Regions from separate parts of the Mus musculus genome. Here regions 2, 3 and 4 are each linked to region 1. The links are chromatin loops, found by intact Hi-C in ENCODE. Cell type or tissue: left cerebral cortex. All regions are shown on one strand. Region 1 holds the start of Cfap77 (cilia and flagella associated protein 77). Region 2 has its middle 7.3 kb from the start of Barhl1. Region 3 overlaps Ak8 (adenylate kinase 8). Region 4 holds the start of Gtf3c5 (general transcription factor IIIC, polypeptide 5).

Evidence for each region. Peaks named below come from ENCODE experiments on the same cell type or tissue, not always from the same donor. Only the 100,000 strongest peaks of a DNase experiment are listed, where the experiment ranks them.
Region 2: a loop joins it to region 1, with 6 times the contacts of the local background. A loop is called at or near these places in 39 of 42 quality-filtered maps.
Region 3: it touches region 1 in a loop (12-fold over the local background); 35 of 42 quality-filtered maps call a loop at or near these places.
Region 4: it touches region 1 in a loop (2.2-fold over the local background); 2 of 42 quality-filtered maps call a loop at or near these places.

The regions. Positions count from the first base shown.
Region 1 is chr2:29,050,043-29,058,042 of GRCm38, forward strand. It overlaps Cfap77 (cilia and flagella associated protein 77), which reads right to left and starts at 5,024. Exons shown (of 6, transcript NM_001166705.1): 1 at 4,772-5,024. The coding sequence starts at 4,966. In left cerebral cortex, CTCF peaks have their summits at 3,175 (motif pointing left) and 3,971 (motif pointing left); DNase peaks (open chromatin) are centred at 3,013, 3,140, 3,960, 4,339 and 1 more place; H3K4me3 peaks cover 574 bases.
Region 2 is chr2:28,919,738-28,927,737 of GRCm38, forward strand. No RefSeq gene overlaps it. Among named protein-coding and RNA genes, the nearest start is that of Barhl1, 7.3 kb to the left of the region's middle. In left cerebral cortex, a CTCF peak has its summit at 4,348 (motif pointing right); a DNase peak (open chromatin) is centred at 4,352.
Region 3 is chr2:28,752,224-28,760,223 of GRCm38, forward strand. Ak8 (adenylate kinase 8) reads left to right here. Exons shown (of 13, transcript NM_001033874.2): 11 at 7,719-7,860. Among named protein-coding and RNA genes, the nearest start is that of Mir3088, 23 kb to the left of the region's middle. In left cerebral cortex, CTCF peaks have their summits at 3,414 (motif pointing right) and 4,170 (motif pointing right); DNase peaks (open chromatin) are centred at 333, 3,435 and 4,181.
Region 4 is chr2:28,580,605-28,588,604 of GRCm38, forward strand. It overlaps Gtf3c5 (general transcription factor IIIC, polypeptide 5), which reads right to left and starts at 2,675. Exons shown (of 12, transcript NM_148928.3): 1 at 2,221-2,675. The coding sequence starts at 2,373. In left cerebral cortex, a CTCF peak has its summit at 4,753; DNase peaks (open chromatin) are centred at 2,188, 2,410, 2,654, 4,761 and 1 more place; H3K4me3 peaks cover 1,284 bases; H3K27ac peaks cover 1,088 bases.

The DNA.
Region 1 (8,000 bases):
AAATCTTAAAAAAAAAAAAAAAAGCAAAAACCCAAGGTGGATGGCTTCTGAGAAACAAACACCTGAAGTTGACTTCTGGCCTCTGCACATACACACACAAACATGAACACATGTGTGCACACATGTAAATACACATGCAGTTAGAGACTAGAAGAATGAGTAGTTGGGAGAGGGAGGAGGGAAAGAGGAGAAGATAAGGATGAGGAGGGAAGAGGGAAAGGAGGGAGTGGAAGGAGGAGGGGGAGGAGGAGAGGGGAGGAGGGGAGGGGAGGGGGGGAGGGGGGAGGGAGAAACTGAGAAAACAAGGATGGATAAACCACAGCAGTGCATCTCGCCCAGGCTGTACCACAAGGATAGTTTTTAATTCGTCTCTAACATTTCATTTCCTCCTATTACACTGTAATTGAATGTAAAGGACCCGAGCGACCACAGCCATATTCTCTTTGGCAGACAAACCACACACAGTCTTTTCCCACCATGTAATGAAAACATGGGTATCTTTGTGCAACCGGCTTTGGACGGTCTGCCTTCTTAATGCCCATCTCTGTCTCTGTGCTTATGCCCGCCAGCATTAATATTTATTAGAGGCGTTAGGCTATTAGTGGGCATGGTGCGCCTGCCTGGCTTTGTAGAGCATCCAATTTGAACACACTTGCTCTGGATAAACACTTCCCCGTGCTGGTAATGATAACTCAGCGCAGCCCCGAGTCTTATGAACTAGAACTTGAGTTGAAGTGAACAGCCCCTAATGCTCAGAATCTCCGCAGGGGTGGCACATCTTTCCACAGAGGGCTGGCTTCTCCAGGCTCCTCACCCATGACATGGACCGACCTCAGGCTCCCTGTCCCCAAAACTGAATGTTCTAGGCTTGTAGTTCACTGAAAAACTCAAGAGGAGGTGACCTGTTACATTGCTTGACTTATTTTGTATGTGTGCCTGTGTTTTGTCACGTGTGTGTACCTGTTTGTATCTCTGTGTGCCTCTATGCCTGTATGTATGATTCTATGTGTACCTTCGTATCTATGTGTGTATCTCATCTCTCCAGCTAAACTCTAAGTAAAGTCCCTGTGGGCAGGGGCTGAGTTTTGAACCTGTTTCTATGCCCCCCCCCCCCGGCCCAGCTTAGGATGGCTCTAGGCATCTAATAAACACTTAAGAAGTTAGTTCTTGACTCTTGTCAAGTCCTAAGAAAGTATTGATCACTTCTGCAGGGATGCTGACTGAGAGGATGCTGGGATCTGATTCGTTTGTAAACACTTCCGACTGCCTGTTATATGGCATGTGACAAACCTGGGTGGCCCTTGATTAATTAGTCATGGCTTGTGGCCAAAATAACATGAGATTGTAAGTCAGGAGACCAGATACCAGGACACATGAGCACCCCAGGATGAGTGCCTTGCCCTGGCTGAAGGCCTACCTAAGCCTCCCAAAAGGAGATACATTTGATGTCAGCAAACTTCCTACTAGCCTCAAATGCTTGATTCTATGACTTTATTTTACAAATGTACGATCTTCTTATTTGTGACATAAACCCCCACAGGAACAAAAAAACAAAGTCGGTAATAAATTATGAAAAAAATCAGGTGCCCTGATCATTTGTACGTTCCGAGGGTGCTGGATTCAGTCAATCCCACCCCTGTACTGCAGCCTGCCTCTCTGGGGCGACAGAAGACTCAAAGCTGTCAGTGGAGCAAACTGTGCCGTCTCTCCCCGTAATTGTATTGACAGGATATCAGCCAAGTTGCTGCGGCGGGAAGGGTATGCTCTGACAGGTTTTGTGAGGGAGCCTCGAAGGCTATTGTGGCAGGATTCTATGTTGAGTCTCAGGATTCTAGGGAAATGAGAAGCTGGGTTCTTTCTCAATTTAATTTTAGGCTTCCCAGAGAGTTTCGCGGAAGGAAAGCTGGCTGGCTGCACAGCACTTGACAATGGAGAAGCCCTTGCCAATGAAAACTATTTACATTATTTTTTGTGGTTGCATAAAACACCATCTTGACTCAATTAATTGCCATTAAATCAGCAGTTGGCTTGGGTTTCAGGACGAGACCAGCTGCTGAGTGTTTATAGATAAAACACCTGCTAGCAAACCTGAGGTTTCTCCTTTTCCTCTGGTTGCCGTGGCTTCATGAAGTCATGGTTTTGAATAACTGATGCAGATACAGTCTGGTAAATTCCACGGGTAGAAAATACTGGGGTTAGGTTTCTTCAGCCAGTGTCTCTGTATTTGAAGTAGAAAATGAAAGAGGAAGAAGAAGAGGAGGAGGGAGAGGAGGAAGAGGGGGAGGAAGGGGAAGAAGAGGAGGGGGGAGGGAGAAGAAACAAACAATCATGGGACCTATCCATGAGGAGAGTCAATATTTCTAGGGTGATGGATTCCTCTCATAGAGATGTACTTCTTTAGGCCCAGGAACAGACAAGGCTAAAATACACCTCAGTTCCCAGTATTTCCCCAAAGACACTCAGACCCAAGAGCACCCACATGATGAGGAAGCTATTCACCCCAACAGTGGGGCCAGCAAAACTGGCACCCCCTTAAAGGAACCTATAAATCAAACTCAATCAAAATGACAGAACTGTATACATATTTTTTGATGTTCTAAACCCCTAACTACTTGTAATATTTCCATTTTCTTTAAGTCTCCCCCACCCCGTGTTTCAGAATTCAATTTGTTTTTTCACATAGAGAAAGTTGTGCTGGGCTTTTAGGCGTGGCTTTTAAGCCAGCTCTGTCAGAAACTGGCGTCAAAGCCTTGCAGACATTTCCCCATGCACTGGTTTATAAGGAGTATCTGCAACAGGGAGAAGCTGGCTTCTTTTTCACATTCTCTCTCTGGCAACTTTTATACAGGCTGAGTTTTGACGGAAGATCTTACAGGAAGGGGTAAATACTGAATGCGGACATCATCATCCTAACAGTTAGCTGAGTTTCAAACACCAAAAACAATTGGAGGAAAAGACTGCCCCCTGGTGCCACTTGTACCAGAGTGTCCCAAGCCCTGTCACCAAAGCGCATCAGGATGTGGCCCCTGCCATTGGTCACCAGGGACCAGGACAGCCTGAAAACAGAACCCCACTGGTGGAGCAATCATCACTCATATTTTTAAAAACATGATCATTCTAAACTCCAGCTCTAGAAACAAGGATGGAATTCCTCCTGGAGGCTGTTAAGTTAGCGCCACCTACAGGCCAAATGCTGCCCTTGATTAACCAGGGAGAAGGCAAAGGGGAAGGGGGGCGGCATTCACATATTGTATTTACACACATTGTAGTTTATACACCTACATACAAATGCTAAACATATAGTGAGCAATATATAACACATGTGTGGCCTATATATATACAAGTGCATGCAGTTATATATGTGCCACCTGGAGTGAACGTTACACAAGAATTCACTGTGGAAGTGACTCTATAATGCCCTTCCTCTCATATAAGGAGCTGCACACTAGTGACACCTGATTAAAGCAATGTTGGACTTGATGCACCAGGGCAGGGAGATACGGAGGGGGGACTGCCCTCTCAGAGGGGAGGGGAAGAGAGAGGAACTCTTCGAGGGAGGACAGGGGTCGGGAGAGGGCAGCATTTGGGAGATAGATAGATAGATAGATAGATAGATAAAAGCACTGTTGGAATTTTATCAGGACACCCATTGATAGGCACTGATAGGCCTTGATTTCCTCCTTGGCCTAAGGCAGTGAATTCCAACTCTCTGTCCCAGGTACCTGCTAAGATCAGGAATCCAAGAAGTAAGCAAAACTTGTTCCACTGTGGAAACATCTCAGAGGGGCCAGTGCTAAGGATGCTGCTTCATGGGTTCCCTGTATCTAGCTTCTGTCCTCCTGGGAGCATTAATTAGCCCAGAAAGGTCTAACAATATAGGTCTGCCTATAGTCAAAGAACCCATCAGCATGCCCATACCTCTATGGAACCTGGAAACCGAGGTCAATTTTTAGAAGCACACTGCCCTCTAGCGGCACAAGATAAATTTGCGCCACTAAACTTCAACTTTACTTTTTCGGTCTCCCGGCGCCTAAAGAGGCAGAGCCACGGCCACGTGTAGGTTTTTTTTGGGTTTTGTTTTTGTTTTTGTTTTTCGAGACAGGGTTTTTCTATAGCCCTGGCTGTCCTGGAGCTCACTTTGTAGACCAGGCTGGTATCGAACTCAAAAATCCGCCTGCCTCTGCCTCCCAAGTGCTGGGATTAAAGGCGTGCCCCACCACGCCCGGCCCAAGTGTAGTTTTTAGCCAGACAGGAAAACAGACAAAAGTGCGGAGGACCAGCACCGAAAGGGAAAGTGATCTGTCTATAAACGCTGCTCCCACGCAAGTGCCAGCCACGCCTCCTAGAGGGCTTTGAATCTCACACCCCCAGCACACTTAAGATGGTGTTGTGATACTTTCCCGACAGTCAGTCCCAGAGCACCTGCTGCATAGTAGACCAGAGGTGCTGGGGAAGATGGATCTTGGGTGGCAAGGGCATGGATGGGTGCCTGAGACCTGTCTGTCACCCTGTGGGTACGAGCCCGGTAGAGATTGCCCTATCCATAGTCTTTCCCAGTAGTGGGGAAAGACCCCGCTAACGTGTGCCACTTGAGGACACTGAGGTTCCTGGACTGGCTACGACTGCAGAGGGTCCAGGAGGCCTGTTTCACCCAGAGCAAGTTTCCTACACTGCGCCCAAACCCTGGGCCCCGGGTCCCGAGAGTTCAGCAGCTGGAACCCATCGGCGGCGTCGGTGCCCGCGGAGGGGATGATCGTGCCCAGGCGCTCACCTTGACGATGAGCGGGTTCTGAAACATGGAGTCACGCACGACCCCCAGCCTTTCGTTCTCCATGCCCGTACGGATGTCGACCACCGTCAGCGGCCGTCGGGGCGGCGGGCAGATCTGGCTGACCGTGCGATGCACGGGCTGCTTCTTCTTTTTCCATGCCGTGAGGTCTTTCCCGGGTTTCGCCGGATCAGGCATCCCAGGGGCCTCCGGGATTAGACCTTGGCTGCAAAGCCCACAGAGTTCTGCGCTGTCTGAGGACTCCAGCCCCGAGCGAGCGCGCGCTCCGGGCTGCACCACGGGGACCCTGGGGTGCACCTCGCGGCAAGGCAGGCTCCGGAGCAGAGCGCGCCCACCTGCGGAGCCTCTGTCCAAAGCTTAAACCCCGCCAGTTCTTCGGAGTGATTTGGGCACCTCGCAGCAGACTGAGAGAGGGAAGAGTGTCTACACTACCCCTTTCGGAAAAATGGAACGTCCCGTCTCCTTGGTGACAAGACGCCAACAGCTCAAGAGCTTCCGGTTTTCTTTCTAGAAATTCTTAGCAACCACAGAGACCTTTTAGACCTGTCTCAAATCAACATAGAAAAACCCAAGAATCAAATCTAGGTTGTGTTAAAAGAGAAGAGGTTTTAGAGGATCACTTATCCTTGGCTTCCACCCTCTAACTACCCTACTCTAGTTACAGTTCCCTCCCAAGGGAATCTTTTCTTCTTCTTCTTCTTCTTCTTCCTTCTTCTTCTTCTTCTTCTTCTTCTTCTTCTTCTTCTTCTTCTTCTTCTTCTTCTTCTTCTTCTTCCTTCTTCTTCTTCTTCTTCTTCTTCTTCTTCTTCTTCTTCTCCTCCTCCTCCTCCTCCTCCTCCTCCTTCTCCTTCTTCTTCTTTTCTTCTTCTTTTCTCCTTTTCTTCTTCTTTTCTTCTTTTCTTCTTCTTTTCTCCTTCTTTTCTTCTTCTTTTCTCCTTTTTTCTTCTTCTCTTCTTTTCTCCTTCTTTTCTTCTTCTTCTCTTCTTCTTTTCTTCTTCTTTTCTCCTTCTTTTCTTCTCTTCTTCTTTTCTCCTTCTTTTCTTCTTCTCTTCTTCTTCTCTTCCTCCTCCTCCTCCTCTTCTTTCTCCTCCTCCTTCTCCTCCTCCTTCTTCTTCCTTCCTTTCTTCTTCTTCTTTTCTCCTTCTTTTCTTCTTCTCTTCTTCTTCTCTTCCTCCTCCTCCTCCTCTTCTTTCTCCTCCTCCTTCTCCTCCTCCTTCTTCTTCCTTCCTTTCTTCTTCTTCTTCTTCTTCTTCTTCTTCTTCTTCTTCTTCCTCCTCCTCCTTCTTCCTTCTTCCTTCTTCTTCTTCTTCTTCTTCTTCTTCTTCTTCTTCTTCTCTCTCTCTCTCTCTCTCTCTCTCTCTCTCTCTCTGGGATATGGTACTAACACAGTCGTACTGCAATAGAAATATGCATTCTTAGGCTTGAGGTCAATGCTAATTCAGTGGGTGGTCCCAAGCCAGTTTCCCTGTTGGACACTTCCTCCCACCTCGAAAGAAAAAAAAAATATGGATTAGATCAATAGTGTCTGACTCTGGAATCAAATGGAGGGAAACTGAAAAAGATCATCAGGTTTGGTTCACTGAGTAAGAATATCTGAAAATAAGGCCGGGGAGATGGCTCGGGGTGTGAAGGCACCTGCCTCTAAGCCTGACAACCCAGTTTGTTTCTCAGGACCCATATGGTGAAAAGAGATCCCACCCATTCCAAGTTGTCCCCCGAATTGCACGAGAATGCTGTGGCACACATGAACACACACACATACCAAATAAACAAATATAAAGACCCAGTTGGAAATGGCATCTGAGATTATCCTTAAGGATCTATTAACCTACAACACAATTTTTTTTTAATTAAAAAAAATTCAATCCTACCAGAAAGTCAAAAATTGGGGGGGGGGCAGGGGGACAAGAAAAATGGTTCAGGACTGAGGAAGACTTGCTGTTCTTGCCAAGGACCTGGGTTCAATTCCCAGTACCCAGTTAATGCATCACAACCATCAGTAATCCTGGCCTCCAAGAGGCACCAGGTGCATACATGCCATACAAAGATATACGAAAGAAAATACTCATATGCATGTCATTTTAACTGAATACAGTGGATTCAATAAAAACCTGAGGATGTTGCCCATATTTACAATCCTTTGGATGGTTCTAAAGGCATACAGTCCATTGTGGCAGGCAGGCATGGTGGCTGGAAAAGTTTGCTGACACCTCACATCCTGAACTCCCCAATCATGCAGGATGAAGGGAGGGAGGGGACAGGAGGGAGAGGGAAAGAACACTGGGAATAGCAGGAGGCTTTTAAACCCCAGTGAGTGGCCTACTTCATCTAGGCCTACACCTCTAGACCTCTCCAAACATCATCACCAACTGGAAGGCAAGTGTTTAAATAGGTGAGGCTATTCTCATTCAAACTGCTGGAAACCCTAAAGACTTCACCCTGCATAAAGGGCATTTTCTTTTGAGGGTATTTTTCTTAAAACATTTAATAATTTTGTGCATGTGTATAATGAGCTTTGTTCATATCTTTTCCTTCTCCCTCTCCCCAATTGCTGAACTCCCTCTTCTTGTCAGCAAGTCCCTCTTCCACTTTCAGATCTTATTTTGTGCCCCACTGAATTCAATTAGGGTTGCTGACCTAAGCATGGGTGGGGGTGACTGACACTAAGGCATAAAGTCCTCCTGGTCCCCAACAACCATTAACTGTCAAGGGCACTTTCGGACAGGGCCAGGTCCTCACTATGTCTACTGATTATGAGAGCTATGTAGCCCTAACTGGCTTGGAACTCACAGTGTAAGCCAAACTGGCCTGGAACTCAGAGATCCATTTGCCTCTGATGCCTGAGTGCCCCACTAAACAAACGTGTGTGTAATGATGCTTTGAGTGTCCAGAGCTCCTTTATAAAAACTTTTTAAAGACTTCTTTATGTGTATGAGTATTTTGCCTGCACATGTGTTTATGTACCTATGTCTTGTCTGAAGCCTGCAGAAGTCAGAAGAGGTTGTTGGATCCCATGGAACTGGAGTTATGGATGGTTGTGAGCTACCATGTGGGTGCTGGGTCCCCTGCAAGGGCAAACAAGTGTTCTTGTTTTTCTTCTTCTTAGATTTATTTATTATTATAAATAAGTGCACTGTGGCTGTCTTCAGACGCACCAGAAGAGGGCATCAGATCTCATTATGGATGGTTGTGAGCCACTATGTGGTTGCTG
Region 2 (8,000 bases), 130 kb before region 1:
TTTCCAGTTCCCCACCCCCTCTCTTTCCCGGCAGGCACCACATTCAGCCCTGGAATTGCACACAGGCTCGGTTCTGCTCTTCCTGCTTGCCTGGCTCTGTAGGCTGAGCCATACAGAGAAGTCTCTGTGTCTTTCAGGATGTCTCCGAGGTCTGTGCTAATATATACAAAGGGCCATCCTTCAAGCTTTGGGTCACTTAAAGAACAGGGCCAGGTGATTCTGAATATTCACTCAAGAACCTGCCAGAGGGATTGAATCCCAGACTGGGACCTAATGACCTTGGCACATCTTCATTTAAGATATGTATTTGCCGGACAGTGGTGGTGCATGCCTTTAACCCCAGCATTTGGGAGGCAGAGGCAGGGGGATTTCTGAGTTCAAGGCCAGCCTGGTCTACAGAGTGAGTTCTAGGACAGCCAGGGCTACACAGAGAGACCCTGCCTCAAAAAACAAAACAAAACAAAAAACCAAACAAAACAAAACAACCCCCCCAAAACCAAAACCAAAACCTAAAAACCAAAAAAAAAAAAAAAAAAAAGATATGTGTTTAATTCAGCTTGGGTTTTCCTTTTTTTTTTTTTTTACATGATTTTATTTTAAATATTGTCATGGTTGCTGGGTTATTTTGGCATTCCCTTAAACTTTGTACCTGCCTCTCTTGAAGCTCTTTTCTAGGACCCTAAGAAACGTCACCTTTCACAAAAAAACAGGTTGCTTTCTGAGCTTTGTTTGTTTGTTTGTTTTTCTAACTTTCATTTTCTTTTGTCTTTCCATCTATAAAATGAGGCTCCTGATGCCCACTTCCTGTGGTCCTTCAGAGGCATCTCTGCACTTGGTTCTGATCCTGGAGAATAGCTATACTGTGCCAATCATAATACCACAACTAATAATAACAAGAACTGTTCTTGCCTGCAGACTAGAGCCCCAGGCTCGGCTCCCCAGCCCCGGGAGACACCAGCTACTCCTTTGCTCAGGACCTTCCTACCAAAGCCAGTTCTTAGGGTGGACGATTGGGGGTGCAGTTTAGGCCTGGGGCATCTCTGTGCTCTCAGGCAGATGGGTCCAAAAGGCTCTGGACAAACAGCAGCCTCGAGGCCAGGCTGCTCCCAATTCTTTGTGCTTGTTTAGGTCAAAGCCCTGGGGAGCCCCTGAAACCAGAAGGAGAAACATTCTTTTTCTTTTTTTTATTTTAAAAGATTTATTATTATTATATATAAAGTACACTGTCGCTGTCTTCAGACACACCAGAAGAGGGTATCAGATCTCATTATGAATGGTTGTGAGCCACCATGTGGTTGCTGGGATTTGAACTCCGGACCTTCGGAAGAGCATTCAGTGCTCTTAACCACTGAGCCATCTCTCCAGCCTAAGAAGAAGCATTCTTGCCCTCCCTCCCTCCCTTCCTTCCTTCTTTCCTTCCTTCCATCCATCCATCCATAAAATCTATGCTTCATGCCAGATGCCATCAAGTCTCAGGGTGTCACCCAGGGACCCATTCTTGCATGTCTATCTAAATCTCCTTCATAACACAGAGCTGGTAGTGAATTGGTAGTGAGGCCCTGGGTTCAAATCCTAGCCCATGCTCAAGCATGCATACATGGAAACGCACCCACACACACATACACACACGCACACGTACACGCACGTGCACTTCGTAGATTTCCCACCGTAGGTTCAAGTCTGTCATTTCCCTGCGTGCAACGTGAGGAGCCTGAATGAAAAGCTCACCTAGGGCTGGGGACATAGCTCAGTGGCAGATTGTTTGCCTCTTATGGGCAAGGCTCTGGGTGGGGTTTGAGGGGAGCTCACTGAAGTTGTCTGTTTTGTTTTGTTTTGTTTCGCCCCCATCCCCGCATGCGTGTTTTCTTTCTCCTTCATGATTAGCCCAAGCATCAAAGACTTTTTCCCAGGAAAGGAAATGAAGAAAGGAAATTGGTCCACAAGGATATGGGAAAGAGAAGGTGCTGGGCTGAAGACAGACAGCAGTGTGCCACAGTGTGGGCCCTCCTCTGCACCAGAGCAGGGGCTGCTTGCTCTGCACCCCTCAAACCCAGCACTAGTTGAGCTGCTAGAACGAGCAGATTAAGAATGCTGAGCCAGGACTGGGTAGAGAGGGACATACCGTTGCCCCAGTGCACGGGGGCAGAGGACAGCAAGTCCAAGCCTGAACAGAAGTCCCTGCAGGCCTTCTCAGGAAAAAAATACCAAGTGGTTTTTGAGACAGGGTTTCACTACATAGATCTGGCTATCCTTGAACTCACAGAGATCCCCCTGCCTCTGCCTCCTGAGTGCTGGGATTAAAGGTATGGCATGCTCAGCTTTCAAGTTGGGTGTTTTTTTTAAATGTAGTATGATACTTAGGATTGAACCCAGAATCTCATGAATGTCAGGTCAGGCAAGAGCTTTACCACTGAGCCGCACCCCTAACTTGGAAAAAGAACCAGCCTTCTCTGGACCTAAGGTCTCCTCCAGAAACTGGAAGTGTCTCAGGCAAGTGGCACACACCCCGCTGATAACCCTGCTTCTAGACAATCCTTTGCTAAAAAAGTTTTATTTCAGAAGTGGCTTTCCTTCCTTCTGGACAAGAATGTTATCTGGGCAATGGGGCTGCAGTTCAGTTTGGTAGAGTGCTTGCCTAGCAGGCTCCAAGCCCTGGGCTTGATCCCCAGCACCAGGTAAAACTGGGTATGGTGGTAATCTTAGCACTGGGGGAATGGAGGCAGGCGAGGCAGGAATTCAGTTCCTTACTCTTGGTTAAATAGAGGGGTCAAGGCCAGCCTGAGCTACATGAGACCTTGTCTCAAGGAAAAAACTATTCTCGAGTTATTGGAGGTCAGGAATATGAGTTGTGCTAGTGGATTTAGAAACTAGACTGCAGGCAGCAGGGGCTCAGCACAAGAGGAGATGGGACCCCGCATGCTTGAGGTCCCTTCTGGCCGTGCTGCTGAGTGGAACTCCAACCCCCACAGCTTCCCTTGAAGGCTCCAGGTGGTTCCCTGACCTCTTCGTTCTTTGTAAGTCCTTCCTTCAGGGCTCCCCCTTAACACTCTGAGACCACAGGCCTGGCCCTTCCTGCCCTTCCTGATCAGCTTGGCATCACCTACCCACACCTCAGAAGGTAAAGCAAAAAACTGTAAGCAGTCCAGGGTGGACGCAGACCTCATTCCTTCCTGTGTCTCCTAGAGACTGTGTATATGCACCAGGGCCAAGAAACCAAGGGGAGGAAGAATGCTCCTGAATTCTAACTGGTGATGTTGGGGATAGCCAAAATAGGGGCTCCAGGTATACCTTCATGACACCTGTACTCACCCAGCACTACTGGAGGAGGACCTTGGATGGATGGAAAGCTAAGTTCTCCCCATTTGTGTACATCCCTAGTTGAGAAGTCATTTTAGTGACAGGTTCTAAAAGTATATGTAGTCTACCCTTACTCAGTTAGTTCTATTTCCATGTGTGTACTGTGTGTGTGCACCTGTGTATTTGTGTGTGTGCCTGTCTGTATGTGTGTGTGCCTATGAGTGTGCACATGCGCACGTGTGTGCATTCGTGCCTGTGTGCCTGTGTGTGTGTGCCTGTGTCTTAGGAGGGATCATCTCAGAGATTAAACTCAGATGATGTTTCTCGGGAGTCATCCACCACTGGACTGGTGAAGCTGGCCAAGTAGGGTAGGTGTCTGGCCTGCAAGCTCCAGGGACCCACCTGGATTCACATCCTCAACACTGGGGTTAGAAGGTGGAGGGCACGTTGGCTCTTGTGCTGGCACACACACCTTAATCCAAGCACTTGGGAGGTGAAGGGAGTCAGATCTCTGAGTTTGAGGCCATCCTAGTCTATTTATCAAGTTCTAGGACAAAGCTACATAGTGAGACACTGTCAAGAGGGAGGAGGAGGAAGAGGAGGAGGAGGAGGAGGAGCACTAAGAGGAGGAGGAGGAGGAAGAGGAAGCAAGTCCTTATTCTAGCAAGGCAAGCAATTTTTGACTATACCATCTCCCTAGACCTGGGTTCTAGTGTCTTTGGAACATGTATTTGCCACCTGTGAAACTGTTGAGGGGTTGTGGTAGAGGAAGGTTTGCGAAGTTAACAAAACGAATCCCCAGTCAGTGTAGGCTGAAGCCTTCAGGGCCTCTCTATCCTAGATCAACAGGGGGCAGGCAACTGCATCCAAACCACAGCCAGGCTCGGGTGGGGGCAGGGCTCTGGCTAATGTGACAGGATACTTGAAGCAGTGAAATTAGACCAGACCCAGATGTGGGGCTTTGTATAGGCTCAAATAATTGATGAGCTTAGAAGAATCAAGATGCAGGGCCAGGAATCTCCATGGTCTGCCTCTGGCTCTCCAGAGGGTGGCGCTGTAGGACAAGGAGCTGAGGGTCTACACTGAGATCATGGAGATCTGGCGATGCAGCCGAGCATGACCCATGGGGACAGCACCCAGGCAGTTGTCACAGGCACTACAACTGGCACAGGACAATCAAACAAATAAAACAAAGAAGACACTTCAGAGTGTGCCCAGCCTTGGGATTTGGCTCTGAGGTCTGAGATCCCTGATGGCAGGGGTAGGGTCCCTCTGGAGGGAAGACAGACAGTAAGGCAGTGAAGAAACTGGAGTGGGGTCGTGTGCTACAGAGAATTCACACAGGCTGGTGTGAATTTACCTGGGGCTGTTGGAGGAGGGACTCGGGTAGATCTGCCCCAGCCCGGTACTGGAGACCTCCTGGTACTGAGCTGCTCTCAGTACCACAGGAAGACTAACCCTCTCCTTGGTAGTCCAAAGCCCAGGGTTTTTATTTTATTGGGGGGGGGGGAGTGATTTGGAAAATTCTCTGGCTCTCAATACAGCCAATCCTCTTGCTAAAAGATGGCTCAATCCCAAATATCTTTTCCTTTCCCTATTAGTCCCTTTAAATATGGGACTATCATCTCACTCACCCGAGTATGGTTTAGCGCAAGAAAACCAAAACTCATGTTTGTGAAGTTTATCACATGATTGCTATCTACGAGTTCTTTAAGGTCTTGCCAACTCAGCTATGATGGATCAGGATCCTGCCTCACACCCAGGCTCAGGGGTTAAGACACTTGCTCCAGATCAAGCCAGCCTCACACTCTTAGCCACAGTGACCTGATTTGCTAGCGCTGTAGTGAATCCCCTCTGGCTCACCTCTGCATCGCCACCAGGCTCAGGGACTCAGGATGGCTTTAGCCAAATGAGTCAGGAGATTTGTTTCTCTCTGGGAATGAGAACAGGGTTCAAGTCCATAGGTGATGTAGGGTTCATCATAGCCTCACTGAGCCAGGTTCCCAAGGGGGACAGTGTGTGGCTGCTAATGGGCTACAGTACAGGTGTGTGTGTGTGTGTGTTGCATGTGAGTATATGTGTGCATGTATATGTACTGCTTATATGTGTGTATAGATGATGTATAGACCTATTTAGATTGGTGTTTCAGCAACCATCCAGGCCCACAGGATCTCCAATCAGTGGGTACTATGCAGATAGCCCTCAACACCTACCAGGTGCCCAGCCCTGGGATTCGGCTCTGAGGTCTGAGATCCCTGATGGCAGGGGTAGGGTCCCTCTGGAGGGAAGACAGACAGTAAGGCAGTGAAGAAACTGGAGTGGGGGTCGTGTGCTACAGAGAATTCACACAGGCTGGTGTGAATTTACCTGGGGCTGTTGGAGGAGGGACTCCGGTAGATCTGAAAGACAAGGAAGAGTCAGGTGACAGCATGGACCTTCAGTGCAGCATGCAGAGAAGAAAGCAGACTTTAAGCCTGAGGCAGAAGTGAGCATAACCAGAGGGGAACGAGAAGGGGCCAGAGATGGGAGGTAACTCAGGGATCAGGTAGGAAGTCCCTACCTCAGGTAGGTCTTACTCTGTACTGGGCCTGGGGACCTCACCTGCTGGGCCTTGGCCTCTTCCTTCAGAAGCCACAAACTTTGAAAGTCTGCTCTAGAACAAGGCTTGTAAGGAGCTGGGAAGTGGGGGTTGGGTGGGGGAGCCTACTGAACTGTTTTGAGCTGGGAAGCAACTCAGATGCAGGGAGCAGAGCTTGAAAGACAGGGCTGCTGGGTTCGGCTTTTCGGGCAGCATCCATGAGATCCTGGCGAGTCCCACGCACCTATTTTCTGTTTTGTTTTGTTTTGAGAGAGGGCTTCACTATATATATGCCTGGCTATCCTGGAACTCACTCTGTAGACCAGGCTGACCTCGAACTCACAGAGATCCTCTTGCCTGTGCCTCCTGAGTGCTGGGATTAAAGCAGTGCACCACTATGGCTACATTTTCTGAGACCATGTCCCACACAGCTCAAGGTTACTATGTTACCTTGGCCCTCATGCCTCTATGTCCAAGAGCTAGGGTTATAGGTGTATGCCTCTATCCTGGGTTTATGCCATGCTGGGCATGGAACCTGGGGCTGAACAAGCACTCTACCAACTGAACTACCTCCCAGAGTCTTGTGGTGGGTTAGATGTGACAGATAAAGGGACCTGAGCCAGGGAAGGTTTGAGCTTTAGTACTTGGGTGCATGGCGTCACTTATGACCTGGGAAGACTGAGGGGGAAGCAAGTTTGTGGGAAAACAGTTCTGTGTATGTGGGGTTGGTTAGAAAGAAATGAATGCCAGGCTCCCTATCCAGGCATCAGCCAGGCAGGGGCACAGATGAGTCCTGAGAACCTCAAGTTGCCTGGGGCTTGGTGGTGGTTTGAATAGGAATGGCCCCCACAGGCTCAGATATTTGAATGCTTGGTCATTAGGGAGTGGCACTGTTTAACAGGGAGTAAGAGTTGTGGCCTTTTTGGAGGAAGTGTGTCACTGGGGGTGGGCTTTGGGGAGTCAAATCCTCAAATGTGGCCCAGGGGCTCTCTCTTCTTGCTGCCTGTGAATTCTCAGCTCCTTCTCCAGCACCATGCTTGCATGCATGTTACCATGCTTCCTGCCCTGAAGATACTGGACTAAACCTCCGAAAGTGTAAGCCAGCCCCAGTGAAATGCTTGCCTTTATAAGAGTTGCTGTTGTCATGGTGTCTCTTCCCAGCAATAGAACAGTGACTAAGACAAGCTCTTGGGGCCTTAAAAACTGGCCTGAGGAAGGGCTCTGTGGACATAATGTCGAGGTTCGCTTACCTCGAAAGGTTCCGGGTAGCAACATCCACATTGCACATCAGTTCATTCCTGTTACAGTGTGCTTTCAAATAAAGACACAAGGAGAAGAGGGCAAGGCATCTTTCTATATTTAAAATAAATTCCTTTGTAATTTGTGGAGAGAAGCCAAAGACACCGGAGAAAGGTGTGATTCAAGGTACTTGAGATGTCCCATAGCTGGGACCTAGCCACCTGCCCAGCACAAGGCCTTCTCCTTTGGAAGGATGAGCCCCATCCAAGTGGCCTTAAGAAGTCCATGCTGGTCTGCCTGATTGACAGGGCCACAGCACTGAGGGCGGGGCCTGGCCCTGAGTAATGAACCATCCCAGAGAGAGAATCCTGCCGTGTCGAGACCCCAGTCATTCCCAGAAGGGCAATTAAAACTCATGTTTGGAATAAGAAATGAGTGCTTTCAAAGCCTGCTGGTGCTACACTTTCTGCTGGAAAAGAAAAAGAAAAAAAAAAAAAACAACAACAACAAAAAAAACAGGCATAGGCAGGGCCGTGAAATTGACTCTTAGCCTGGCTTTTTTTTTTTTTTTTTTTTTTTTTAAGAATTGCCTTGTATTTTTGATATATCATGTAAAGTAAGACTTGCAAAGAGGCAGAGTGTATTTCCTGGAAGAGGAGGAGGGGGTGAACATGGAAAGAGAAAAGGAAGAAGAGAGAAAGGGGGGAGGAGAGGAGGAGGAGGAAAAGAGAATTTTGAGGAGGATGGTGGTTTCTAGGCAGAGGAAAACTGGGGGAAGACAAGAGTTGTGTTGTGTAACAAAAGGGGGGGGGTCAGGGTTCTTATAAAGAAAAAAGTAGGTCCCTGTGGCAAAGGGCTGTGTTACAATGTAGGACTATCTTTCTGG
Region 3 (8,000 bases), 300 kb before region 1:
GCTGCTTGCATTTTGAGGGTCCAAGGGCCTGTTAGTGAGGATGGGTCTATAAAGGGGTCAGTACATGTGTGTGTCACCACCCCCAACCCCTGCCCTCAACAGGTTGTGCCTCTTGGAAGCCCAGTTGCTCATTTGTGGTTACTAGACTTTCCTTGCAAAGTGCACACTGTCTTTCTACGTGATCAAAATGACATCCAGTGTCACCAATGTCACCTTGCCACCACGAGCCAAGACATTTTCTGTTACGTGAGTAGTCCAGTGGGGGAAACTGAGGTAGCTGGAGATTCTCCATTCCTGAGTGCAAGCAGGAACAAGATGCCAGACAGCTCGCTGCCCCTGCTGCTTGGCACCCATCCCAGATTTCCCGCAGACTCCAAGCCTGCTTGCTGTGTATCAGGTATCCAGTGGATAACAAAACAAACCCAGACATTTCTAGGCAGTCCACGGAGACCCCAGACATGCAAAGTGTCCGCCGCCTCTGCTCTGACCAGAGTTTCTGGAAGCATCTCCTCTTTGGGGAGGGAGGGGGGCAAGGGGTGGGGAAGAGACCTCAGAGAGACATGAAACTGCGAGGCTCTCAGCTGTGAAATTGCCCTGGACAGGTTTTCCCTAGAAGCCCAGCCTGCCTCTCCCGGCAGGAAGCCCCGCTGTAGCATCTGGGTAGCCCCTGGCGTGGCTGGTGCTGCAGTCAAGCCACTCTCAGGCCTTCCCAAAGGCAGGGGTGGCTGGAAGCCCCTTTTCCTCTGGGAGTGTCCCCAGCTGATGGAAGCATCGTTGCATGGTTCTCGAGGGGGGGCCCCTGAAGCCTGAGCTGCTGAGGCCTCCTTACCTACAAACCCAGCTCAGGGGCACAGGGGGCAGCTAAGGAGCTCAGCACCAGCCAGCCCTGGGAGCCTGCAACTCCACACTTGTCTGTATTGCTCGGGGAGTGCCATTGTGGCAGCAAGGGGCAGTGGGTGACAGAAATCACTGAGTGCAGAGGGACCTGGCCAGGCTGGAGCTGAGGAGCGTGGGGCCTGAGAACAGAGAGGTCATCGCAGCCACGCGCAGGGATCCAGGGGCTGGGACTGAGGAGAAGGGACTCCATCCCTACCCTCGCCCGCCCTGACTTTGACCTTCAACTTCTGTCTCCTCCCAGAGACCTAAGCATTTACCTGCCTGTGTCTGCTCGTGGGTGGGGCTGGGTAGGCAAGGCCTCAGTGTCCAGCACCAGCATGCTCACAAGGACAGATCAGCTGATATCTGTGAACAAGAGAGTGGACACAGATGATGCAGCCCCTATGCTGGGGACAGAACCTGACCCTCTGACCTCCTGACCCCATAACCCCCTGACCCCTGGCCCCCTGACCCTCTGACCCCCAGCACCCAGATGTTACCCTCTGCTGCCTCTTTCTAAATGAGAAAGAACAAAACGGTGACTGCACAACAGTTGGATGTGAAGCCCAGTGATGCCCAGGTCCCACTCACTACCCTGCCGTGTAGTGACAGGGTCATCGCTATTGTGGTGGTGATATGAATACAGATGCATTTGATGTCCTGCACCTCTGGAGGTCAGAGGTCAATGTTGAGTGTCTTCCTCAGTCACTGATCCTGAAACTTACCAGTTAGGCTAGACTGGCTGGCCAGCGAGCTTCAGAGATCCATCCTGTCTGCGACTCACAGATGTGCACCGCTACTCACACTTTTATGTGGATGCTGGGATGTGAACCTAGGTCCTCACACTTGCACAGCAAGCACCTTACCCACCAAGCCATGTAGCCACCCCTTGTGGATGCATTTTGGATATCTTGTTCTTTTCCTGTGACAGCCACCTGTTTTGGATGCCTGGTCTCTATAGTAACCAGGAGCAGCCTGATACCCTCGTGGTCTGTTACCGTGTGGTAAGCTGGCCCACAATGGCCTAAGATGGAGGCTAGTTTATCACTGTCTTGATTTAGCATGAGGCTGTGGAATAGGGCCCCCATGGAGGGCTGGCCTCCACACTGTCCTGCCTTGGGGTTAGCCGACATGTCAATTCCTGAAGACTGCTGGCTGGTCTTCAGAGTCTTGCTTCTGGCTCTTCAACCCCTGGGCCTCTTCCATATGTCTTTGCTGGGGCTAGCATGCCCAACCCAGGTCTCTCATCGGTATGCTCTGTGCCTTGGGTGTGATAAGCATGGGACATGTGGGACTAGCCAGGCATCTCTCCCTGTAGTCCTATGTGGCTGGCTCTGTTTCTTACACATGTACTAACTTCAGGCTCCTCCAACCTTCCTATGCTGTGATTAGCTTCCCCTAGCACAGTGTGGACACACACACACACTGGTCGACCTGGTCTCACTTTCTCAGATCCTCTCAGGGACCATTAAAAATGTGAAGTGGGGGCTGGAGAGATGGCTCAGCAGTTAAGAGCACTGACTGCTCTTCCAGAGGTCCTGAGTTCAAATCCCAGCAACCACATGGTAGCTCCTAACCATCTGTAGTGGGATTTGAAGCCCTCCTCTGGTGTGTCTGAAGGCAGTAATAATGTACTCATATACATAAAATAAATAAATAAATCTTAAAAAGGGAGACAGAGGGAAAGGGAGAGGGGGGAGGTAAAGTGGGGTAAGACTAGCCGCTGAGTCCGAGTGCACGGTGTGGCCAACTGAGCATGTTCCCAAGTCTTATGTTGGGCTGCATGAAATTATAGAAGACAGAGACAAACTGAGACATCCCCCAGCTCTGGCTGTATCAGCACCAGCACCATGCGGTGTCATGTAAGAAGGCATCACAGAGCAGGGACTGATAAAAAGTAGTGGCAGGATGTAAGGAGTGAGAACCAGGGTAGACTCCAGAATCCACAGAGATCAAGGCTGACGTGCCGGTCTGGATAGGAAAGCATTGGCATTCCCTGCAGCTGCTGCCTTCCAAGCAGGTTGGTTCATTGTTAGGGAACATAGATGTGGGAATAGAGGCCTCTGGCAGAAGAAATTGTGCCATTTGCTGGAAAACAGATTTGCTGGAGATTCTTGTGGTAAATAAGCCAGACCCAGAAAGATAAATATAGACTCCTCCTCTCTCATATGTGGACTGCAGATTCATTTTTGAAAGTAGAATCAGTCAGACTGTTTGGGAAGGGGGGCCAGCAGAAGATACACTGATGGGTGTGGCTAGGCCACTATGCACTGATGAAGAAGGCATAATAAAACCCATAATTTTGTAAAAATTGGTTTGCACTATTCAAAAAGTAAAAGGCTTTAGAATCTAAACTTGCACCTGGTGTCTGAGACCTGGCAAGTCGGGCTGGTCTAGGATATGTAGCCAGGGAGACCTAAAGACTTTTGTCCGTGTGCAACTGCAGGGTGCAGCAGGTGGAGCAACCCAGGTATCTTCTAACCTCCCTTGCAGTTTTGGAAACCCTGTAGCTGTAGGCTCTCACCCAGGTGCAGTAACCAAAATTCGCCAGTAGGTGGCAGTGCATAATAAACAAACAGCACCTTTACCAGAAATACCAGGCGCTGGGTCCGGGTATTTCTGACTCACCACAGATCACCTTCGGGCTCACATGCCAGTCTTGATTCTGGTGACATTATAGAGAGGATTTTCAGGTCATCAGTGCCAGAGGCAGCATCATAAGGAAATGGCTGCTCTTCTTTCGTTTACTTGAACAAGATTTAAAGATTCCCAAGACCCAGGCTAAGCCTGGGAAGGCATCTAGCACTTTCCCTCTCTGGAGCATTCTGGTATATGGACTGGAAGTCAAACTAAAAACAGCCCTCTCCTCTCCATGGTCCTTGTTGCTGCTGCTGCTGTTGTCGTTAGCTCTCCCTATCCGACTACCTGGAGGTCTCTTGGTGACTGTGGGGGGGACAGAGTGGAGACCCAGGGAGCAGAGTACAGGAGGAGGGAGCCCTATTTTGGATGGCTTCCTTGAACCTAGACACCGGCATCTACAGTGTTCCAAGAAGAGCTGAGGGAGGAAAGAGATTACAGGAGTGAGGGTTGAAGAAAAGATGAGGGGTGTGTGGAGGGCCAGGAGTGGGTGCTGGGGAGGGGTGTGTGGAGGGCCGGGGGTCCCTGGGTACAGGTGGAGTGAGGGTTGTAAGGAAGGTGTGACTAGGCATTTGAAGTAAGTCTGTGAAGCTCTTTCTGAGGCCCAGGGAAGTTAAGAGACTCACAGAATGTGGAGACCTTGGCTTCCTGGTAGAATGGACTGCAGGGGGCACTGTGGTCTGCTAACACCCTGGAAGTTGATACTTGCAGGAAGCGGGATGTAAGTAGAGAGTTTAACCTCAAGCCCCTAACTCAAGACCAGAGGCTGCCCAGAGCCCCTGGGTATTGGTAGGTGCCCTTCTGGGCCCGAAGGCAGCTCAGCAACCCCATGTCAAGCACACCCACACCCAGGATCAGCGAACTGAGATTTTAATGGCCTAGAAAAGAAACGAAAAACAAAAAGCCAACCAACAAACCCCAGCCAGCTAATACCGCCTGGTGTGATGTCCTGGACTAATAGACCACTCACGTCTTGCACTCTGCTAACCTCCGTTGACAGGACGTTCTGGGGAACTAGCCCTTGGCAGTGGCTGGCATGAAGGGTAATATGTTAACTGTCAAGCTTGGAAATCAAGCCTGAGGCATCTAACTTAATGGTGAACGACTTTAGACTGAGAGAAATCTCTGAGAGAAGAGGATGAAGGATAAATGTGCCTGGTATCAAGGGGATTTTAAACTTGCAGCCGAGCAGCTCAGTGCAATCTGGTCTGGAGAGCCTGTGGCTGCTGAGCTCACAATGCGTTGGAACGTGTGGGCTTGGGCCAGCATGCCAGTAGCCTGCAGGCAACGAGACAGGTGTGAAGCTGAGGCACACAGAGGTACCTACAAGCCTTCTACAGATTCTTGGGCCATATTTGGGGTTTTCAGGATTCTCCCCTCCACACCCAGACCCTACCTGTCTGCTGGCTGAATGGGGGCAGGGCAGTGGCCCAGAGGCAGTGTCCTGAAGGGTCTGCCTCTTGTTCTCTGCCAGCAGTCTTCCTGGCTCCCTTCATCTCAGGCCACCTGAGACAGCACAGCCCATGCCCCAGAGGAGACCCCAAGTGCACTACACTAAGACTCCCATGGGAAAGGATGGCCGCACACCTTGGCTCTGTAGCTCCTCGGAAACTCTAAATTTTTCAATGCTCTGTGTTGTACAGGGATGCTAGACCTGGCCAGAATAATCCAAGATGGGCAGGTCTGGGTAAACCCCCATCACGCCAGCCTCCTGGCAGAACTTCCCAAGCTGGTTAAACAAGAAGTCAGGAGTCACCCAGGTGTGGGGCTGCCCCTCATGTGGGGGCCACCTGAGGGACCTAAGGACAGCCTTCTGGGAGAATCTGTCCCATGGAACAAGTTCACAGTGGCCAGTGGAACCTCCTGCCGATAGAAGCTTCCTCTTTTAGAGAGATAGCACACGAGACTAGGGACATGCGTAGGGTGTGCCTACATGAAGCATATATGAGGACGTGGAGCCAATCCCCGGCACAACGTAAACCAGCTATGATGATGGACTCTGGTATTCCTGGCACTTAGAGGGCAGAGGCAGGAAGGCGAGAAGGAAGCTCATCGATGTTTGTTAGTTACATAGTGAGACCCTGACTCAGGAAGGAGCGGGGGGGGGGGGGGGAGGGGAGAGGGCAGGAATTCTTTGGGGATAGTCGCCAGTGTGCTGAGATCATGGGAACAGTACAAGCAGTGAAGAAAAAAGTCCTGTCAAAGTAGAAGACCAAGACCCACATTCGTGGTGACATCCATGCACTCACACAAGTGTGCACACCGTGACAACCTCCCCCCGCCCCTTGTGGTTGCGCTGTGACCAGCTACTTCAAGTTCCTGCCTTGACTTCCCTGGTATAATGGTTTGCGACCTGGAATTATGAACTAAAAACACAAACCAAAACCAAACAGAAAGCCAAACCTTTAAGTGGATTCCTATTGAGCCTTGAGAGAGATCATGGCAGGGCAAGCTGCTACCCTATTAAAGCTCGGAATGGATAGCCAGGGGCTTTTGTTTGAGACAGAGTCTCCCTTCATAGGATGGTCTTGAACCCACTGAGATCCATCTGCCTCTGCCTCCCATGTGCAGGGAATAAAGGTGTGCGCCACTGTACTGGCTGGAAAGCCCCTAATCGAGGGAGATGCACAGCCCTTGGAGTGCAGTTGGTGGGTTGAGGCAGGGCAGCACCCAGCAAATGGTCATGGCAGTGAAGGCCTCTGGTTCACTGTCAGCCTGTGGGGCCTTGCGAGGCTTCAGGGTGTCCTCTAGGGCCATTTGCTGGACCACGGATGTTTGGTGAAAGGGGAACCTTGCAGAAGCTTCTGGAGAAACAGCCAAGCATCCCCCCGCTCGGGGCCCACATCCATGGCAAACAGCAGTAATATTTACCGAGTATTTCTGGGGAAATGAGTGCAAAGCGCAGGCGATGCCTTGCAAATTGCCAGGACGCAGAACATTAGCAACATGGAACATTTAATGAGTCTAGGAAGAGAGGTATGAGTTTCAGGAAAATGTCACTTGCAGCAATGTAAACAGGCTTCTCATTTCTCCCTGTGCTGGGGACTTGTTTCAGTCTCCAGGTTTAAGTGGAGCAGTGATTCTGGAGAGAGATCAGGTTCACACAGAGAAAACGGGAAGCTCTTCGTGAGCCCAGAGGGGTTGCTGGTGAACTCTAATCCACTGAGGCCAGTGGGACAGAACCTCAATACTATTGGGTGGAAATTAAAACACAGGGCCTGGAGTGCTCCCATGAGAAGCATTTGCCATGGCCCCAATCCTGTGGGCCCCCCCCTCCAAATTTATATGCTGACTAAGATGGTGGTGGGAGGAGATAAGACCTCAAGGGCTAATTACATCATGAGGATGTAGCTAAAAGTGTGTGCCACGTCAAGGAAGCTTGACAAGCTGACTTCAACCCCAGGACCCACACCCAGGTACTAGGAGAGACATGACTCCATATAATTCTTTTCTGACCTCCATGTGCATCCCTTGATAAAGAGACTCAGGGCTGGAAAGATGTCAGTGGCTGAAGACATCGGCTGCTCTTGCACAGGATCCAGGTTTGGTTCCCAGCTTCCACACTTGACTCACAATCATCTGTAACTCAGCACACCCTCTTCTGACCTCTGAGGGAACCAGACATGCATGTGGTGCACCAAAGACAACGCAGACAAAACACCCATACACACAATGAATTATAGGTAAATAGTAAATAAGAGATCCCTCTACTCAGGAGGCCTCGCCCACCACACTTGGGTCTGTCTGTCTTTGCAGCAGGATCTCTGAGAAGCCCAAAGGCATACTCTCAGTGGTCTTTCTTCTGAACATCTCTGTTTGTCTTGATCCTCAGACTTAAGCCTGTGCTAAAATACTCTATCAACATCCCACAGAGTGTCCATTATTCAAGAACCAGCAGGGAGCCTCTCAGCTAGAAAGCGCCCTCTTCAGACAGCAGTTTGCCCTAAGCTTTGCCTCTTAGCTTCCAGATCTAAGAGCCAAACTCTCCTCCCCGCTGTGTTTCTCAGTTCATGGGATCTTGCTTTAGCTGCCGTTACAGACCAAGATGGAGGATGGTGTCTTAAGGTCTGAAAGGTGAACTCTTGTTGTTGGACCACAGAGGTTCCAAGGGGGCTCTCCCTAAAGCTGCCCTTGCAGTAGCCCAGTGTGTGGCCCAGGAAGGTCAGAATGCTACAGGATGCTCTCTTATCTGTCTCCCTCTGCAGTTCCAGACAGTATCATCACCAAAGTTCTGGCTGATCGAATGGAGCAACAAGATTGCATCCAGAAAGGGTGGGTGCTGCACGGCTTCCCAAGAGACCTGGACCAGGCCCGGATGCTGAACTCCATGGGCTACAATCCCAACAGGTGAGCTGCCTCCCGCAGAGCCCCAGCCCCATCACATGGAGGCTCAGGTGACGGGTGCCATTGTTTCTGGTGCACGGTAGCAGACTGTGTCACCCCATCTCCTGCGTCCAACTCCCTTTGCCCTGTGAACACTGACAGGT
Region 4 (8,000 bases), 470 kb before region 1:
GCCACACCACAGGCAGGGTTACTGTCCTGTTTACTACTGAATAGACAGAAGCTTTCAGACTGACTAAGGTAGGGCCAACCAAGCCAAAAACTACCCACCTGCTCCAGGACTCAATTGATAGTCTCTGGCAGTCATTGCTTATTATTACCAATAGCCTTCAAGGCCCCAGTTCCTTCTTCTTAAAGAAAAAAGAAACAAACAACCCCCCACCCTCCCACTGAATAGTGTCCACCTCATATATGATACTGTTACGAGTATTAAATTAAAACAGTGGTGCCTAACTCCTGGTAAGTACTAACACCTACATGTGAACAGATGCTTGCCCCACATTTGGTAAGAGGCATGCAGTGAGTGTCAGCTGTGTGTGTGTGAACAGAGAGTGTGTACTGGCGCAATCCACTGGCCACCCATAAGTTTAACTCCTGACTCCCAGTACTCAGGATAGGGGCCTTCAGGAAGCGCTCAGTAGCAAGTTAGGGAAAACATGAAAGTTAAAAGAAGCCTGAGGGCTGGAGAGATGACTCACAAGTTAGGAGCTGTTTCCAGACTGGAGTTCAGTTCCCAGCACCCAAACATTGGATATAGTGCACAACCACCTGTAATCACAGCACTAAGTGGTCCAACGCCCTCTTCTGGCTTTCACAATCACCTGGATACACAACTAAAAATAAGGTTAGAATCTTGAAAACGGCAGCCTCATTCCTCAGGCACCCTTCTCATAAAACGCACAGTTCTGACCTACCAGAGCAGGGATGAGCCCAGCCATGGCCTGACACATTAGGACGACTTCAGAAACCCAAGAAAAATGTAAGAATGGAAGACTGTCTATATCAGGCAACCCTGGGGTAAGGGAGAACAAGGATTCTCTCAATATCATAACATCCATCAGTTCTTATCCACACCCATAAAAAAGTGGAGCAGCAGCTCAGACTGTATTTGTGCTGGAATTCATTTTCCTGTCATACCAGTAGCAATGTCTGGCTTAGCCTTTCTTACCTGCCCCCTTATCTGGAAAAAGGAAAGAAAAATAGTATCTAGTTCACTAGGATATTATTAGGACGTTTTGTTGTTTGTTCTTTTGAGACAGAGTTTCTTTGTTAGCTCATGCTGTCCTGGAACTTGATCTGTAGACCAGGCTGGCCTTAAACTCAAAGATCCACCTGCCTCTGCCTCTGTAATGCTGGGATTAAAGGTGTGGGTCACTACTGCCCAGCTTCATTAGGACTTAACCAAATACTTGATAAATTTTTATAAAATGGGGAATCTGTACAGATATTAGTACAGAGGTAAACAAGAGAGATCCTAGCTCGGTTTACAGCCCCAGGGCCAAGTAATAAATGTAATACATGAACAGGTAATACATGTATCAAACTGAAATCTGAGTGGAATTATCAACGGAAGGAGCCAGAATCTGCTTATGCTAAGATGTTCAGGGAAATCATTTCTAAAGAAACAATTCCAAGATTCCACAGAGCATCACTTTAGGTCCACTACTTGTTGTGTGGTTATGTGGCCTGTTTACTTGTAAAATGCAGATGTTGTCAGTTCCGGCCCTGGGGATTGAAAGGACTGTGGCATGTTAAAAAATAAATAAATAAAAATTAAAAAATGCCGGCCCGTGGTGGCGCACGCCTTTAATCCCAGCACTCGGGAGGCAGAGGCAGGCGGATTTCTAGTTCGAGGCCAGCCTGGTCTACAGAGTTCCAGTACAGCCAGGGCTGTAAGAGAAACCCTGTCTCAGGAAAAAAAAAAAAAAAAAGCCGGGCAGTGGTGGCACACGCCTTTAATCCCAGCACTTGGGAAGCAGAGGCAGGCGGATTTCTGAGTTCGAGGTCAGCCTGGGCTACACAGAGAAACCCTGTCTCGAAAAAACCAAGGGGGGGCGGGAGAGCACTTTGTACGTGCTAACCACATAATACAACGCCGGCGAATTGTGTCACTTTTAGTTTCAACTACAGGTGGTGGAAAAGTTCTCTTTCCTCCCGTGCCTCGGTTTTCTGCCGAGAGCAATAAGGTCAGAGCAGCTCACTGTCCTGGGATAGATGCCAAGCATGCTACTCACATTTGGGGACAGAAAGAAAATACCGCCTAGTTCACAACAGGTCCTAGAGCTTGCCTAAACTCTCCGTTGCCACGGAAACCGCTCTCCCGCCCGGTGGTCCCGCCCATTCAGTAGACACGATTCCTTTCCCGCGGTCCCGGAGTTTCCCAGCTCCTTACTCGAGAGACGCTTTCCTCGCCGCCCAGGGTCTGTAGCATCTTGGCCTCGTTACGTACTACGCCCGGGTACTCCACGCACACCAAGCGCCGTTCCCGCCGCAGGTCCACAGGGATGGCGGCCTTCGGGTCCGCATCCGGCTCCGCCGCCGCCATGCCTACTAGTCTGGTTCCAGCCCGCCGCGGTCCGTTCTCAAATGGCTCCGCGAGGCCTCACCTCAAAGGTTCCGCGAAGGAATTGTTCCGGTCCTCCTTACCTTTCTCGTCTCCTTAAATCATGGAGACTCGAAGGCCTCCAGGAAGAAGTGCGTCGCCGCAACTGTTTATTTTGCTACACCACACAGAACTGGGGGCTTTTTAATTTAAAATGAAGAGGGTTGGACAAAGGGGCGAGACGAGGGCGTATCCCACCAGCCGACCCAACCAAGACAAGCCAGGATTCGACCGGGTTTTTCCGGATATCCCGTCCAATGAGAGCTTGAAGACGTGCCCCAGGCGTCCTCTGGCCCGCCTCTCATCCCTGAGCTGGTTTTCGGCTGTCAAAGAAAAAGCAGTCCACTGAGTCCTCTTAGCCTTGCTCCTGTGTGCATGTATTTAGGGCTGAGTGCAACTGTAAATTAACAAATTGATAACTTCTTATCATCACACCTCTGTGAGTTTAATACACAAGCTTCAAAGCCTTTGTTGTCATCTTGCAGAGATGACAGTAAAATATTAGATGCACATCGCATCCCATATTAGGATGTACGCACAGCATGCTTAGCAAAATTTGCAACATAGGCTACTCACCTGTTGGTTCTGTGAGGGTCTGATTAGATAGGTAAGTCTGCTGAACTCGGTGCTTCTACCTCTGAATGAGAAGAAGTTCGGTTCCTGAACCTACAAAGCTGCTTCTAAGCTACATGGAGCCTCGGTAAACCCCTCATCCAATGTAGCAACACTCTCAATATTCAGCTGTCATCTCTTCTCCTTATGATATAAACATGATCTTAGAAAGCGATCTCACGTTGTTCCTGTTCTCAGCGGGACCCTCACCCCTCTTTCCCCCCACCACCTAGCTGTCAGCTTCTCTTCATCACTTAGGTTTATGTATAGGCTTTATCTCCCCTGGGGATCCACCATGATAACCTAAACCTAGTCTGCTGATTTCCTTGGTGCACTCGGCACTCAGACGCACACATCGGGGAGCACAGCCTTATTTGCTTAATGCTGGCCTTGCTTTACTGTGTTGGCAGCTTCCTAAAGGTAAGTATTGCTTTGCTGCGGACCTCTCAGACCTGAACACGGGGGTAGACACAGAGTATACATTCACTAAAGATGTTGTGAGCCAGTGAATGAATGAGGCGACACTTTCATGACTCATTCAATCCAGGCCTAGATCGACACGTGGCCACAGAACACTGAATCAATCTCATTCTAGAGAGGCATGTCCGTATGTGAACAGGAACCACGGAGAAGGGCAGGAGGGGAGACAAAGACAAGGACCAACCTGAGGTCCTCAGGCCAAGCTTCTGAGAGAAAGAGACTTGGTCCTGCCTGGGATCCAAGCCAGATCTGGCGCACAGACCCTCACAAACAAAAACTTACCTATCTAATCAGACCCTTCAGACTGGAAGCTGAGAAGAGCCAAAAGGATCAGGCAGCTAATGAAAGCAGTGTCCACACATTTAGCATTTAGGAAATGCAGTCTCCTGCATGCCTGGGTCTGTGGGGAGTGGATGATGAATCAGAAAGCCTGTCCTTCTAGAACTCACATTGAGTAGCAAGAACAACTAGCAAAGGAATTGGAGGCTGAGACGCTGTTCAGTGATGGAAGAGGTGCTTACTGTTCAAGGTGTTGAGTCCCATCTCTAGGCTCCCTCCCACCTACCATTACACCTAGAAAAGATAACGTTGAGGAAAAATCAAGCCCATGGCATTTACCCATCTTTCTGCATCCAGCCTCTTCAGATTCAGTTTTCCAACAGGCCCTGGCACACAAGGTGAATTTTACAAGGCTCAGAACTGGGGCGCACTAGTTTGGTGACCAACACCCCTTCAGCCACTGCTCTAGGACCAAGGACGTTCTGGGCCTTAGCTGTCTAAATGTGCTCGCAAATCTCAGGTCCTGCTCCTGATACATAGACTTGGAGAAGGGCAGATGTCCTAGCCCCTGAGATGACCCAAGGCAATGGAAAGGGGATGCTGGCTGTGTAGCAGAGCCTAAATCCACAGGAAAGCATCGTCAGGCAAGCAGCATAACACTCCTATCCAGGGCTTTGCAGAACGCTGAATATTGTTGGCAGTGTGCCTTTGGAGGAACCAGGAGTGGGGAAAGTACTAGCCTTTTATCAACTAGTGAAAAGGAAATCTTTGGAAAATATTTTTCTGAGCTTCAACAGAGATGCGGTATAACTCATTGTATTCTCAAGGTCAGTCCACAGTGCACATAGTAGGTGCTTTCTTTAATATTCCCTTGCTAGGCGTTGAGTCTCCTTGGACTGGATGAGAAGTGTAATGTTTCCTTTTGGCCATCAGATGGCGACAGAACATTCACATGGGCAAGCCCTCCATCTGCTGGCGGTAAGTGGTCATGACATCCTGGAAGATGGAGAAGTTGCTGCACTAAGAAACCCCAGTTCAAGCCTGAGGTCTCCTGAGTTCAGGAGCCCCCTGAAAGGCTTATGCTAGTCCCAGGGCCAGTATTCTTGCTGTCCATCTGCTCCATCTGTGCCCACTTATACACATGTTCAGGGTCTCATCATTGGATGACAATGACCGACAATGGAGTCTTTCACAGGCTTCTCTTCCAAAAAGAACAAACCATGTCACTGGGCATTGTCCTTCCCGGTCAGCTTGTCATTCCAAAGCAAAATGGAACCATGAACAAGACCAGGTTTCAGAGCTTGTTCGTAGATATAGTTTATGTTGCCTAGTTAAATATTTCCAAAATGCTGCCTAGCCAAGACATATGGAAAGCTAGTGAAATGTAAACAGCACAGCCCCTCAGTACACATAGGCTTCCTGAAGGCCTTGGGAGGCTCTGTATCACTATGCTCACGTGGGAGCATGTTTTAAACTGCATTTGGTTAGTACATCTGTCCCTTTCCAGCCATGCTGTCCTCGGTCACCCTTTGCTGGGAGTCTGAGGAGTATGGGGGGCTTGGCTGAGGGGGAGTGAGCTGGGAATGCAGTAAGACAGAATAGGATGTGTGGGTGTGGCTTGCAGTCACTTCTGTGTGCAGAGAAATGACTGATGCTCATTTTCTGTAGGGATGGCTTCCAGGAACACTTGCCCCATCCAAGTCCATGACAAATTACTGATGTTGTGACCTGAAAGTGCAGGACCAAAGGTATGGAAGTCCTCTTGACTTCCAGAGCCATAATCCATCCTGTGGGAAATCCCATCAGCTGGCTCACTGGGCAAAGTCCTCGGGAAGTACAAACATGAGGTCCTGAGTTCAGACCCCCTGCATCCATGTTAAAAACAAAACAAAACTCACCTGTTACCTTTGCACTGGGCGTGGGCAGAGACAAGTCATTTCAGCAGCTTTGTTGACCAGCCATGAATACAAAACACAGTCTCAGAAAGACCCTGTCTCAGAAAATAAGGTAGGCCTTATTTGATGGCTAAGATGGCTCCATGGGCAAGGGCTTTCTTTCCACGCAAGTCTTGCCAATCAAAGTTCCACTGGAGACCCACTCAGTGGAAGAAGAGAACCAACTGTTAGACCTCTGCTCTCACACTCCTTGCTTACCAAACAAACAAACAAACATTGGGGCTGGAGAGGTGGTTCTTCAGCTAAGAGTACTTGCTGCTCTTGAAGAGGACCCAGGTTCAGTTCCCATCATCCATCTAGTGGCTCACAACCATGTGCAGCACCAGGTTTAGGAATCCAGTGCCCTCTTCTGACTTCCAAGGGCTCCAGGCACATACAAGGCACACAGACACACAAGCAGGTGAAACACCCATACACATAAAATAGCAAATCTAATAAATAAAAATTCAATGTAAAAGTAAGCCAGGTGTGGTGGTGCACATCTGTAATCCCAACACTGGGAGATGAAGATGAAGGTCAGAGGATCAACGTCATCCTTTGCTTTATAATCTGAGGTCAGCCAGCAAGAAGAGTCGATCTCCTCCCTGCCTTCAAAAAAACAAAACTAAACTAAACTAAAACTAAAACAAAACCAAAAAAAAGCAAGTGCAGCCAAGCACAGCCAAGCACAGACCAAGGTAACAAGCTCTCTGCCCTTCCATTGCTGTGGTCTGAATCTGGAAAACCCCCAAGGCTATATGTTCATTTATGTTTTGTTTTGTTTTGTTTTTGAGACAGGGTCTCTCTGTGTAGCCCTGGATGTCTTGAAACTCACTATGTAGACCTGGCCTCCAGTTCACAGAGATCTGTCTGCCTCTTTGTCTGGGACTAAAGATGTGCTCAACTCCAAGGCCCCCTGTTAAATGATAAGACCCCAGCTTGTTGTTACTGGGAAGTGATTTGAGTCCAGTGGAAGGTGTTCTAGGAGATACACCCTGGGAGGTGATTAGTGGGGTTCCAGCCTCCTCCTCCTCTCATCCACTTCCTCGCCATTCAGGGAACAGATTGTGCCCCACTAGACACCCCCACCATGGGTCTAAAGCATCAAATCTGCATTGGACCAGAACCCCAGAAACCCTTAGCTTTTCTCCCTCAACAGCAATCCCGGTTTGGCGGTCGGTCCTGGGGACCAGGCTAGGCAAGCACTTTACAGCTGAGCCACGCCCCTAGCATGCTCACTGTTGGCTTTTGGTGAGGGTTTCGGCTTCTGTGGGACAAAACTCTGTAGTACTTAATTAGTATAATGTCTGACTAAAATGTAACTTGTTTTTTCTTTTGTGGCTATAGTTCATTTCAAGGTGTCCTAAGAAATCTTTTATCTCTAAATTCATGAAGATCTTTTATAGATTCTTTTAGAGACTTTATTCCATTAGTCTACTTAAGTGTGATCAAAGGAACAAATGCTTTTCAGATCCATTCTCTTCTCCTCCTTTCTCGTCCCTCATTTGCAAACATTTCTAACATTCTCTGTGGTTTTGTTTTGCTTTTGCTTTTTTGGTTTTTCAACACAAGGTTTCTCTGTGTAGCTCTGGCTGTCTTGGAACTCACTCTGTAGACCAGGCTGGCCTCAAACTCAGAAATCCACCTGCCTCTGCCTCCCAAGTGCTGGGATTAAAGGCGTGCGCCACCACCTAGCTGATTTTTTAAAAAAATATAGAAGTTCCTTTATAAGTCTATCATCCACCAGCCAAAATATGGCTATTTTTTAAATGATATTTATAAACTTTTGGCCTAATTCCATTGAGATCACACAACATACCCCTTTGACTATGTTCCTTGCAGTTTGTCTGGATTTGTTTTGTGTTCAGCATAGATTCTGTCTGAAGATGTGTTCTGGGAAATGTTTGAAAAGAATGCATGTTCTCAGACACACCGGTGAAATTGCTCACTGGTAAAGGCACTCATTGCTAAATTTGAAGACCTGAGTTCCATCCCTAAACTCATGTAGTGGAAGGTTAGAACCAACTGTTGAAAATTGTCCTCTGACCTCTTCATGTGTTCCTTGGTACAACTGTGTGAGTGCACATACACGAGCGCGCGCGCGCGCACACACACACACACACACACACACACACACACACACACACACACACATGCAATAAATAGATAATGTAATGAAAAAGGACAATTATTTAAGATTCAGACCCACAGCAAGGGGCTGAGGTGCTTATTTTACCTACTGGGGTGGACCTGGCCTCCAGGTTC